3 separate regions of the Homo sapiens genome follow, and regions 2 and 3 are each linked to region 1. A link is a contact called in ENCODE Hi-C or POLR2A ChIA-PET data. All regions are on one chromosome and are shown on one strand. The core of a region is the stretch at or near the end of the contact, and the rest is flanking DNA. Distances in the headings are between cores, read along the strand shown.

What was found. A loop is a pair of places that touch in the nucleus more often than their neighbours do. ChIA-PET counts read pairs that join two places held with the same protein, here RNA polymerase II (POLR2A). Pooled maps may share reads with other maps.
Region 2: a map of gastrocnemius medialis shows a loop between it and region 1 (3-fold over the local background). The contact joins two enhancer-like sites. A Hi-C loop is called at or near these places in 1 of 168 maps with a recorded cell type or tissue (gastrocnemius medialis) and 10 of 50 pooled maps. POLR2A ChIA-PET finds 5 or more read pairs at or near these places in 2 of 52 experiments (PC-9 and activated naive CD8-positive, alpha-beta T cell).
Region 3: a map of psoas muscle shows a loop between it and region 1 (2.4-fold over the local background). The contact joins two enhancer-like sites. A Hi-C loop is called at or near these places in 3 of 168 maps with a recorded cell type or tissue (gastrocnemius medialis, psoas muscle and transverse colon) and 1 of 50 pooled maps. POLR2A ChIA-PET finds 5 or more read pairs at or near these places in 1 of 52 experiments (OCI-LY7).

The regions. Positions count from the first base shown.
Region 1 is chr12:67,826,248-67,830,815 of GRCh38, forward strand. No RefSeq gene overlaps it. Among named protein-coding and RNA genes, the nearest start is that of LINC02421, 99 kb to the left of the region's middle. RefSeq lists an enhancer at 1,487-2,686. Within about 2 kb of position 1,989, at least 15 of the 41 ENCODE cell types and tissues checked have a DNase peak (open chromatin) inside an H3K27ac peak, as active enhancers do.
Region 2 is chr12:67,790,750-67,794,732 of GRCh38, forward strand. No RefSeq gene overlaps it. Among named protein-coding and RNA genes, the nearest start is that of LINC02421, 63 kb to the left of the region's middle. Within about 2 kb of position 1,607, at least 2 of the 41 ENCODE cell types and tissues checked have a DNase peak (open chromatin) inside an H3K27ac peak, as active enhancers do.
Region 3 is chr12:67,883,655-67,887,711 of GRCh38, forward strand. No RefSeq gene overlaps it. Among named protein-coding and RNA genes, the nearest start is that of LINC01479, 44 kb to the right of the region's middle. Within about 2 kb of position 1,878, at least 2 of the 41 ENCODE cell types and tissues checked have a DNase peak (open chromatin) inside an H3K27ac peak, as active enhancers do.

The DNA.
Region 1 (4,568 bases), core at 739-3,238:
AAGGGTGCCAGACATGAGTCTGGTCCCAGGGAATCGCTGTGGATTAAGACTCAGTCTCTGGTCTGGAGGAGTTTACCCCAGAACCCTCTGTCCATTTTTAAACACTTCCCGTCTGGGGCCAAGATTCCTCTATCTCCAGTCACCTTGCATGCTGACTGGCTGCATAACAACTATTTTAAACTTAGTCTTTGGAAGGAGTTTAACCTTCATTTAGTAGAAGGAGATAATACTTTGTTTTCCTCTGGCTTTGATATGTATCTTCCATAGTTAGAATTCCTATTAATGTTTTAGGTTCTGCTTCGCCAGAGTGAAAACAAGGGCCTGTCTTCAAGCAGGTTAAGACCTAATGATACACTAAGTGTTTAAAAGAATTCTTTTCTTTAAAACCTCTCAAAAATGAAGCAAAGTGAGGGCTGGGAAACAACAGGCACACAAGGGACTTGATAATGATCTTGAAATTTGTGAAGGGTTATTGTACAAATGAGGATTCAGAAGCAGTGATATTTTTCAACTGATAGTCCAACAAATAGTAAGTAAAACATTAAAAACAAAAAGTAAAAGGCCTTTTATTTCAGCAGAATTCCAGAATTTGTAAAATTATAAGGCTCAGGAAATTTGAAAGATGCTGATACCTAAAGGAAGCTGAGACACAACTTTAAAAAATATTTCACTATGTGCATACAGCTTTCTGGAGAAACGGAACCGACCCATTTCTGAGGTCCCTCTATGGCAGCCTGTGCAAGGCACACAAACACCCCAAGATATTTTCTTATGGCCTGTATTTTATAAAAGAGAAAACAGAGACTCAAAGATATTAACTTGTCCAAAGTCATGCAACTAGTGAGTGGCAGAATAGGAATTCAAACCCAGCTTTGACTCCAGAGCCTGCACTCTTCCCATTAGATCATTCTACATCCTTTTTTGGGATGGTTTAGTTGCCAACTGGGGATAAAATAAATGGTCTTTTGAAATTCTTTCCATTGCCTGGATTCTATTCTCCCTTATTTGATCCCAATATTGGCCTTAACACTGTTTAGCAATTTGTTATACTGAGAACATGGGTTAGGAAACAATACAATTTGATGAGTTTAATGTAAATTGTTTTCAAACTTAAGTTCTCACTCTTACTAGGTCACAAAATCTCAGTGAGAAGGCACCTCAGAGTTCATCCGGTACAAGTCAAGTCCAGTGTGTAATTCAATCTGTCTTTCTCCTGTCTTTCAGCAAATATTTAGTAGCACTATGCGTTAAGCAGTGTATATACAGCAGTGAGTAACACAGACCAGCCCCTGCTATCATGAAGCCTTTTCCTTGTTGCCGCTGCTCTCTTCTGCATTTTATAGCTGCTCATTCGGTGGAGTAGGATAGACTCTAGCTAATAAAGGAAAGAGAAAAGGCCAAACCATTTCAAAGACTCTCTTTTACATAGCTTATTAAGAACCCCCTGTTGAATGGTTGACATCTAAGGCAGTAATTGGGTACATAAAATTCGATCTTAGTGCTTTGCCCTTAGTCTGTGGTCTTATTAGCGAGTTTAAATGCATTTTCCCCATGTGGCTTAAAGATTGTTAAAGATCTAGAAATACTTTTTGACTCGTCTGAGCAGACAGGAAGACAGATGGACTTAGAGAGTAATGGTTGGCAAGAACATGCTGTTAGTAGCTTGATTTGAAGGTGGTTCTGAGAAGGATCTTAGAGATTTCAGTGGGTGTCTGAGACAGGATTTACTTAGAAAGGGAAAAAGAAAGTGACTGTAGAGACAGCCCAGGGAGTATGACATCACTGCAGGAGCAGAGTGGGAAGGCCGGGAAGAATAGTGTGAAATAACACCTACCAAAACATACGCCAGAAGACAGGCAAAGCCCCCATGCAAGAATGCCACTTGTTGCCTAAAGCACCCTGTGCATTTTGTTACTTTGCCTCCGTGTAGATCTGTCTTATTTTGTCTTGTGTGTGGTTAGTGATACACTGATCTCTCTCCCTCCGTAAGAATGAAAGTGAGTCAGAGCAGGGAACCGTGGCTTAGTCATCTTGGAATACCCCAGTACCTTGCTCACTGTCTCTTAGACAGAGTGGGCGGCCCAATAGGATAGAGGATCTAGAACTTTTTGATTGGGTAAAAGGCCTATACTTAGCAATAGTTTTTGAATAATAAATGAAGTTAGGGAGAAAAAAGCAGAAACGTGTCCTGTTCCAAGCAAGCTTGGAGGGAAGAAAATAGAGCAGTTCAGAGTTGTTTTTATTCTTTCAGAAGTCACTAGCTAAAATTAAAGAGCATCAAAAGATGAAAGCAGGGGGCCATTTGCCTTGTTTTATCATAAGCAAAATCCTGATTTGTGGGGTTCGTTGCATATCCTGCTTCCCTAGGCCTACCCAGCCTGGAGTTAAAAACAGTAACCAAACAGAATTTGCTTTAGTTTGCCCCCAGTTTCCCCTACAAGAATTTCAGTTACCTTTGAATCTCTCCCTAATTGTTCTGGGAAGTCCAGGAGTTACTTCACTTGTATTCTCATCTTGGCCACCATCTGCCAGGAGCCACTTTCTTCTTCTCTGCTCAGCAGCTGAGAGGTTGCCAAGAAGCCAACAAGAGGCTTCTGATAAGTGTATGCAGGCATTAGGCATCCATTTTCAGTGTGCATTAAAGCCCACTGTTCTCCCACCCTCCATTGCAGATGTAGGCCCATATGATGACTTCTCAGTCCATCATTTCTTTCTGTACTACAGCATGCTCCAGTTCTTCTTGGTGAAAGACAGTATTGTTAGGTGGTCAAGAGTGTGGATTTTAAATTCAGAGAGATGTACATAGAATCCTGGATCTGCCATGTTTGAGCTATGTGTCCACAGGCAAGTTACACATCCCTTTTAAGCCTTAATTGGAGAAAATAATGACCATATCATTGGATCACTGTGATGATTGGATTAGATAATGTATGCAAAATGTTTACTAATTAGAAGAGCTCAATAAATGTTAATTATTTGTATTACTGCCATGAGTTACCTAGGTTACACAAAAGCACTTCTTTGTGCTCTCAATATCTAAAGATTTTTTGTAAAAACAGCTCTTAAAATTTAAAAAAAAATTTGTTTATGGAAATGAGGTCTTATATTACTCAGGCTGGTCACAAAGTCCTGGCCTCAAGTGATCCTCCTGCCTTGACCTCCCAAAGTGCTAGGATTACAGGTGTGAGCCCTCCAAGGAAACCAAATGGGGAATGATCTGAATGATAATGTTATTACCCAAATGATCCTCTCCTCCAACCCTATCCCACTGTCTTCAAATGTATTCCCCTCAAATCTGTTCTTATAATGAGCTATTTCCTAGTGAGATCTTGAGTACTTCATGCCAACAGAGCTCTGAAGGGTCCCCTACAGTGAATCTCCAGATGGGGCCAGGCATGTTTGAATGGTAGTATGAACACAGCTAAGATCTTTAACATCTAGGGAAAAATTTGGCAATAGCTAGATGGTAGGTGAAAATGTTAAGGAGGTAATGTAAAATAAGAAAAAAGGAAGAGAAATTCAAGTCCCCCAGGAAAGCAAGCCAAGACTCCATCATAGAGCATACTTTCTGGAAGTCAAAGGTTATCTTTTAATTTACATTTTCCCGCAGAAAATTAGTACATACAAGCAAAAAACCAAACAAATATGGCTTTACTGCATTCTGAGTAATATTCTTCAAAAAAATGCTGGCAGAAAAGCTGGGACGTGTTTTATGCCTTGGTCGGAAATGCGCATCATGATTCACCAGACACAATTCAATTCACTTTGAAATTATCCCCTCTTTTATGCCCTTCAATGGGAGAAAAAAATGAATCTACTCAGTAATGAATGCACAGTCCATTATAGTTATTGTGTTCTTCTTGAAAAAAAAAATAACATGACAGCTTTATTCACTCCATGTGGCAAACCAAATTGCATCAAGTAAAGTGCAAATAAGACAAACACTAAAATTGAATTTTTCCTTCCTCTTGTACCTAGAGGCATATGCTATGGCGGGAATGCATAAGTTAAAATGGCAATAATAATAATAACAGTGGAAAACCAAATGCAAATATTAAACTCAGTTAGAAAACTGATTCCAAGGGGCAGCAGTTTTCATGCTCCATCTGCTTGGAGAAAATTTCTTGTTAATCAGGTCTATAAATGAGTATGGGTGTTGGATTCTGTTCTCTGCTAAAGCCATAAAAATTTTCGTACAGTAATGCACCTTATCTGTTGAATCTGCTTTATTTATTTAAGTTCCAAAGACCCCCAGGAAGTTTGCTAACTAATACCCCAGGGAAACTGGTCAAATGAATGCATGCTACTAGGTACTATGGCAAACACTAATGGAGAAATAAATCAACTATTTCTTTTATTATTTTCTAATAAATTAGAAAATTTGACTTTTTAATTTAGATGTCAACTGAGGACTATTCTTTATCACTATGCTGGTGAGGCCCAGTGAATATATTCATGGGAGAAAACCAGCTCACCAAATTCCAGTAATTTGCTTTAAGTATCCTTTGTGAAATTTCCTGTGCATGCTTAGATAATAGAAAATTCTCATGGGACTTTCTTTTCCTTGG
Region 2 (3,983 bases), core at 357-2,856, 36 kb before region 1:
TCTCTGATCTATATCCATTGCTCTCCATCCCTTCCTCCTCACCCTCTCCTCCAGCACCCTGTGGATGTTCCCCCACTTCAGGAGTCTGGCTCTCAGAGGATTTTTTTACACTACCAGTGTGGCATGTGTAACATGACCTGGACATCCAGTCCATGACAGTAGTTTTTGGTCTTGCTCTATTATCAGCAAATATTTCTGAGCACTCATCACTAAAATATGTATTCTTATTTTTAAATTATGTAAGCATACTATATAGTACTGCATTTTATACATAAAACATATACAAATTTAAAATGATAAAAATTAAAAAACAATGTAACTGGAAAATCTATTATTTTATTCTGTGTACCAAAAGATCATCTTCCACATTTCCTGGAAAGTCTGCCCCTCACTTTGGAGAACCTGTACTGTAGTACTGGTAGTTATAATTGTGTCCTCTAACTAGATGTGCACTCTGTAAGGGTACGGAGTATGGTTAATTCAATTTTGTATCCATGAAAGTTATCATAGCATCTTGGACATTATAATAACTTAATGATCCCTATTTTGAATGAATTAACAATTTCTACCTCTGCATCTTTTTTTTTTCATTAGTGCTCCTCTCAAAAATATTTCTCCTTCCCTTCCTTTTCACCTGGCCAAAGTCTACCTGTCACCCAAGTCAAGGCCAGGTTTTTTTTTTTATTTCCTATGAATTTTTTCCTGTCACTCTAAATCTCATGTAATCTTTCTTCTCACCTATAGAAATTACTGACTCTGCTGTTCACTTAACATATCGCATTCATTGTCGGTGACAGATGACATTTTCTCCTTCACTTATGAAGCTTAGTTTGGCTGGATATGAAATTCTTGGTTGAAAATTCTTTTTTTTAAGAATGTTGAATATTGGCCCCCACTCTCATCTGGCTTGTAGGGTTTCTGCCGAGAGATCTGCTGTTAGTCTGATGGGCTTCCCTTTGTGGGTAACCCAACCTTTCTCTCTGGCTGCCCTTAAGATTTTTTCCTTCATTTCAACACTGGTGAATCTGACAATTAAATTGTGTCTTGGGATTGTTGTTTTTGAGGAGTATCTTTGTGGTACTCTCTGTATTTCCTGAATTTGAAAGTTGGCCTGCCTTGCTAGGTTGGGAAAGTTCTACTGGCTAATATCTTGAAGAGTGTTTTCTAACTTGGTTCCATTCTCCCCATCAATTTCAGGTACACCAATCAAACGTAGATTTGGTCTTTTCATTTGGTCTTTTCACATAGTCCAATATGTCTTGGAGGCTTTGTTCATTTCTTTTCACTCTTTTTTCTCTAATCTTGTCTCTGGCAGGTGTCTCCCAGTCAGGCTACAGGGGGTTCAGAGACCCACTTGAGGAGACTGTTATTGGAGCTCGAACACTGTGCTGGGAGAACCACTGCTCTCTGCACACCTGTCAGACAGGGATGTTTAAGTCTGCGGAAGTTGTCTGCTGCCTTTTGTTCAGCTATGCCCTGCCCACAGAGGTGGAGTCTAGTGAAGCAGTAGGCCTTGCTGAGCTGCCGTGGGCTCTGCCCCGTTTGAGCTTCCCGGCCACTTTGTTTACCTATTTAAGCCTCAGCAATGGTGAATGCCCCTCCCCCTGCCAGGCTGCAGCCTCGCAGGTTGATCTCAGACTGCTGCGCTAGCAGCGAGCAAGGCTCCGTAGGCGTGGGACCTGCCAAGCCAGGCACGGGAGGGAATCCCCTGGTCTACCGGTTGCTAAGACTGTGGGAAAAGCACAGTATTTGGTCAGCAGTGTTCCATTCCTCCAAGTACAGTTTGTCACAGCTTCCCTTGGCTAGGAAAGGGAAATCCCCTGACCCGTGTGCTTCCCCGGTGATGTGACGCCCCACCCTGCTTTGGCTCACCCTCCGCGGGCTGCATCCACTGTCCAACCAGTCCCAGTGAGATGAACCAGGTACTTCAGTTGGAAATGCAGAAATCACCTGTCTTCTGGGTCAATCACACTGGGAGCTGCAGACCGGAGCTGTTCCTATTCGGCCATCTTGGAAGCCACTCAGATGACATTTTCATGCTGGTATATATCTTCCCAGATACATTGCAAGCTCTTCTTTATTTCCTTATCTGTAACTCACTAGCTTCCTTTTGCTATATTTATTTAAAAGTCATTCTATAAATATTCATTGAACAGATGACAAAGCTATCAATTCACTCAGCTACCCTTTTGACTCAAAATTGTCGTAAGTGTGTTTGGCATTTTGTTTTCTCATAGATGTTTAAAAACAGCTGTTCTTCCTCCAGAGCTCCCCACTAGCTGTTATTTTCAATACTCAATTTGCAAAAAAATTTGCCATAAATTGAGGAAAAAAACTGGAGAACACAATGTAAAAAATAAGCCTCTTAAGCATGCGCATAGAATTATGGTTCTGCCATAACAGAATTAGTGGGTTTTAGATTCCTTGAGACACAATAATATGTATTTTAGACTATCCAGACATATCAAGCCAATGCTTTGGAAACTGACTAAAGAATTAATGTACCTGGTTTGTCTTAAAACAATTGGTTATAGATGCAAATCAAAACCACAATGAGATACCATGTCACACCAGTCAGAATTGCTATTACAAAAAAGTCAAAAAATAACAGATGCTGGGGAGGTTGTGGAGAGAAAGGAATGCTTATACATTGTTGGTGGTAGTGTAAATTAGTTCAGCCATTATAGAAAACAGTCCAAGGTTTCCTCAAAGACCTAAAAATAAAAATACCATTTCACCCAGCAATCCCTTTACTGGGTACATACCCAAAGGAATATAAATTGTTCTATTATAAAGACACATGAACATGTATGCTTGCTGCAGCACTGTTCACAATAGCAAAGATATGAAATCAGCCTAAATGCCCATCAATGGTAGAATGAGTAAAGAAAATCTGGTACATATGCACCATGGAATACTATACAACCATGAAAATGAATGAAATCATGTCCTTTGTAGGAATATGGATGGAGCTGGAGGCCATTATCCTTAGCAAAGTAATGTAAGAACAGAAAACCAAGTACTGCATGTTCTCATTTATAATGGGAGCTAAATGATGAGAACACATGGACACATAGAGGGAAACAGTACACACTGGGGCCCATCAGAGGGTGGAGGGTGGGAGGAGGAAGAGGATCAGGAAAAATAACTGTGGGTACTAGGCTTAATACCTGGGTAACAAAATAATCTGCACAACGAACCCCCATGACGCAAGTTTACCTATGAAACAAACATGCACATGTACTCTTGAACTTAAAATAAAAGTTAAATAGAAAAAAAAGAAATAAACAAGAGTTCTAGAGAAGGATGGTAGAGTTGATTGCACAACAATGTGAATGTACTTAATGTCACGGAACAACAAACCCCCATGTTTACCTATCAACAGACCTGCACATGTACCCCTGAACTTAAAACTTAAGAAACAAACAAACAAGCAAACAAACAACTGCTCATGCCTTTCTATGTTCAAACGCTCTGTATAAGATCTAAATTCCTAAGTTCTGAGAAGCCCCTTCATTCAGAAGACTCTGGTGTTTTCTTTGGGCAGCTCCTTGGATGTGAGCTCTCAGCATATGTGATGTATAGATTAGGAATTCAAGAGCCTTAGATATTGGCAGCCAAACCAAAGGAGGCAGAGTTCATATAAATAAGACTTCAGCAAAATCTTCAACAAAAGTGATTTCTGTCTGATTACATAAGTATGGTAATGAGTTCTGGCTTTAATTCCGGTATACTTTCTGCAACCCTGGTTCATGCTCACATAGAGAAATAAGGAAAGCATTTTTAAGCTTAATAAAAACATTTCTAGTTGCCTGGAGCCCAGAAATAATTACAATTTCACCTTCATGTTCTAAAACTGTATGATTTCTTTCCATCAAAAGTCTAGTAGCATTTTTTATTCTGTATGGATGGTGCTTAATAAATGCTTGTTGGATGACTTAGAGTAGAAAATAAATGTGTTTATTGATGAGGGAATGATATTC
Region 3 (4,057 bases), core at 628-3,127, 57 kb after region 1:
AAGCAGATCAAGCATTGGGTGACACAGATCTGGTTTCAAATTCTGGCTCTGCAATTTACCAACTGGGAATCCAGTACAAGTTGCTTAGACTCTTTGAGCCTCACAAGTTCCATCATTAAAAGAAGGATGATAATCCTTTGCAGGGTTGTTGTGGGAATTAAATGAGCTAATATGAAGGAAGATCCTGATTTCAAATAGGCCCTCAGTACATGGTGGCAATGACAATTCTCCTCATTCTCTCACTTTTTCTTCCTTCCAGCCTCCCTTCACTGCCTGAGACTCTTTTCAGGAAGGACATGAGCCAATGCAGTCCATGAGAGCTGGCTACGGAAGGGGACATCCTTGCTCCTTCTTACCCCTGCTTATCCTCAGCTGTAATCTGGTGACTAAATGGCTTCTCCTTCCATCAGCAAGGGGACAGTGAAACCAGGCACTGTGTTGGTCACTCTGGATAAAACCCTTAACTGATGACTCCATTGGTAAGGACAAAGCAGAGTGAAATACCTGATAATGAGGTAAATCTCTTTTGGAACCTGAAGAAAGGTGAGAAGTGAATGGGTGTTAGTAGGACGATAAGAGAAGAAAAATTCTCAAAGATGGAAGGAGGAGAAAGTAAAAAGAACCAATTGTAGGGCAGTATTTTAAACAAGTGTTTTTTTCATTTATCAATTAGAGAATCTGACTTTTTTTATTTCTTAAGCCAGTTGTTCTTAGAAAATTGCCATCTTCCACATTTCTTATTCAGATACCTCCACAAAAGGAGAAATTTGGCAGCTTTATATTCTGGGGTTTTGTGAGAAAAATTCATTTTGTCACCCAGAGTCAGCTGCTGAGAAAAAAAAATAGCAGCAGGACCTTTTCCTCTCGTTGTTATTCAAATACAACCCAGTTCTCCAGGCTGACCGAGGAATAAGTTGGAAGCAAGCAGTGAGCAGAGACTAATGCCTTAATTGGCTATTAATATATGGTCACTGCTATTCTTAGAAATAACTGGTGTTTCAATAACTACCTCAAAAATGGAGTTCAGATTTCATGGCTGTGTTCTATCACACATAAAACCAGGAAGAGTTGATGGGTAATAGGTTGGACCACGATTCATTTCTGGAAAGCTCCAGTTACATTTGCTATTGCTGTAAAAAGTCGTGCTTGGAAAGTTGCCTGGTAACCTGATTTATCTTGAATATTAATAATTCACCCATCAGGAAACTACCTTGCCTGTAACTCAGTGTCAAAATTGAACACCTCTTTGACTATGTGGTCTGCAAGGTAATGGTGGTGGGGTTGGAAGTAAATTAGTTAAATGTGGTTAGAGAATGAATCTGATAATGTGTTTATCCAACTTGGGAAGAATTTAGATGTTGTTAAAGGATATAAAGTATATAATCTTAAAGAATTGAAATGGGGATTTCTTTTTAAGTTCTACATAATTGTTACTTGATAAACTCAGATGACGTCTCACACTGAAAGTTCACTAACCACATAATTAATAGGGACATGTATTATTGATGTACTAAGACTACTTAATAGCACTTTGGTTCCATTTACAGAAGGATAAAATAGTCACCAGGCGTGAGATCAATAAATCACAAGTTTTGAGTGTTATATTTACAACCTGAGAGTCAAGTAACTCTTCATCATTGAACAGTCTCCCACTTGGAACTATGAGTGACCTGTTTCAGGTTTGTTGAGTGCCCTTGTGAAAAAATTCTAAGCTATGGAAACCATTATTTTCCCCCTGTGAAATTTCCCCATAGTACTTAGTTGGGCCTCCTTCCCTATGTGGACGCTTTGAGATGTCACAGAGGCAAGCAGTACCAAAGATCATGAAAGATTTGGTAGTTACAAACACCTTGGTTCGCATCCAGCAACTATCTCCCAAATTCAGCTGGGTCTGACATAGCAGCTGAGCTTCCTGCTCAATTTGGCCCCAACTCTGCCCAGACAGAGGACTTCTCTGTTTCCACTAGAACGAGCCAGGAACAAAAACTCCATCCATCTAAAAATGCTTGAAATAATTCTAGTGTTGGGGAAGACAAAGAGAAAATAACCGTGTGGTTTCACTGTAAGGATTTAGGTATAAGGAAGGGAAATGGTGTCAGTCAGGGATTACATCCTCATATGCCACTTGAGGAACCAAATACCTCCTAAGAAACAACCCACATCCGACCCTAAACCCTCAGATGCCAGGAATCATTAAGAGCATTCACCACAGGAGAAAATTTCTCTGTTAAACTAAAGATAAACCACTGTGCCCCAATTCCCAGATGATGGAAATCGGGCTTTAAATGATATAATGAGTCACATTTGCATTCTTTTTAGAAGATAAACAGCCAATTTATTTTTTGCCTTGAATGGCATGTCTTTTAGTAATGTGATTGAGGAGATAAAATAACCAGTGGTAACTGATTAACTATTTTAAGTCATTGTGTTCAAAACGTGTGATATATTAGTTCACTTATCCAGAAGTGATCTCAATGATTAGGAGTTGAGCCAAGGAAATAAGCAAAGCAGCTAAGTGAAGGGTAAGCAACTGAAATACTTACAAACTGAACCCTCTCTCTTATGCTCTGAACTCACAGAAAAGGGCCTTAGAGCACTCCCCAGTATCTATTTATTTTATTTAAGATACAATTCTAATAGCAAAATGGAAATAGTTGTTGCAAAGAGATAAAAAGGATGCTGTCCAAGTCAGGCAACTGAAAGTGGCAAGAAATGACAGAACTGACAATGATAAAAGAAATGGATAAATCAAAATGGCAGGAAAAAAAAATTCATGAACATTTTCTCAGTGTGGGACCATTCTGCGTAGAGTAAAATAAAAATAATTAAGCAAAACACAGATTTGGTGTTCATATTTCATAACCCTCTAATATCAGAAAATATGCGATCTGTGTTAGGAAGACAATTGATGTATCTTAGAAATAGTTCCAACATAAAAGGTTAAGTTATTTTAAATTCAGTCATCTTGAAAATAAGTGCAATGCTAACTCCTCATGTTGTTCTTCATGGATTACAAGGAAGCAGTGGAGTATCACAGTTAAAAGGATGCATATGGTTCCCAACTGCCCAGATTTCAAATCCCAGCTATGCCGTGTGTGACCTTGGACAACTCACTTAACGTCTCTGAAGCTCAATTCCTCCACTGCAAAATGGGTAGTGGTAAGGATTTAATGAGTTAATGTATATAAAGCATTGGAAGAGTACCTGGCACATAGTAAGTGTTAGATAAGCATTCTCTACAAAGATATTTGCATTTACCAAGTACCTAATGTGTGTCAGGTACTGGGAAGGGTGCTGTGATCTTTATCATTATATTTTATAAGATTTTACTACATGAAGTGAAACACCAGAATCTTGCCTTCAATATTCCTCAAGCCCAACGTAACCGGCAATAAAGAGTTATCAACCCTAGTACAACACAATGTAATCCATTATACCTAAAGTTCTTTTAACCTGATTTCTGCCATAGTAATTAACTTTTGTTTCTTGAAACTTTATGTCCATTTTGGTTGGCTACTATTCTATCTCTCTGTGAAATGTTCCCCTCTCTTCATTTTGCATGTATATTCATCACCTCTTCTGTTCAGTTACTATTTTAGACCTCAAGGATCCAATGATCTGGGAACACAGTTCATCTGAGGATAGGCATTACAAGGTAAACACAGTGTTGATAAAAGTTCTGTGTCCCTGATGGTGTCAAGAAGAAATGTGCCATCATTTTCAGGTAAAAACAACAACAAATAAACAAACAAAACTAAAACAACCAGGAAATCTGCATCTGCTTCCTGAAATATGTCCACAAAAATCAAATAGGTATAGATATACTTTTGCCTTAAACAGATAAATGAAATTTTTGAGTATCAAAAAATTATTTTCAACATCCACAAAATACTGAAACAGTACTCTTTAAAACAGTCAAGGTAATGACAAACAAGGAAAGACAGAGAAAATGTCACAGACCAGAGAAGACACGGCATGATGACTGAATGTAAGGGAGTGTCCTGAATTGGATCCTAGAACAGATAAAGATTATTAGTAAAAAGCAGTTGAAATTTGC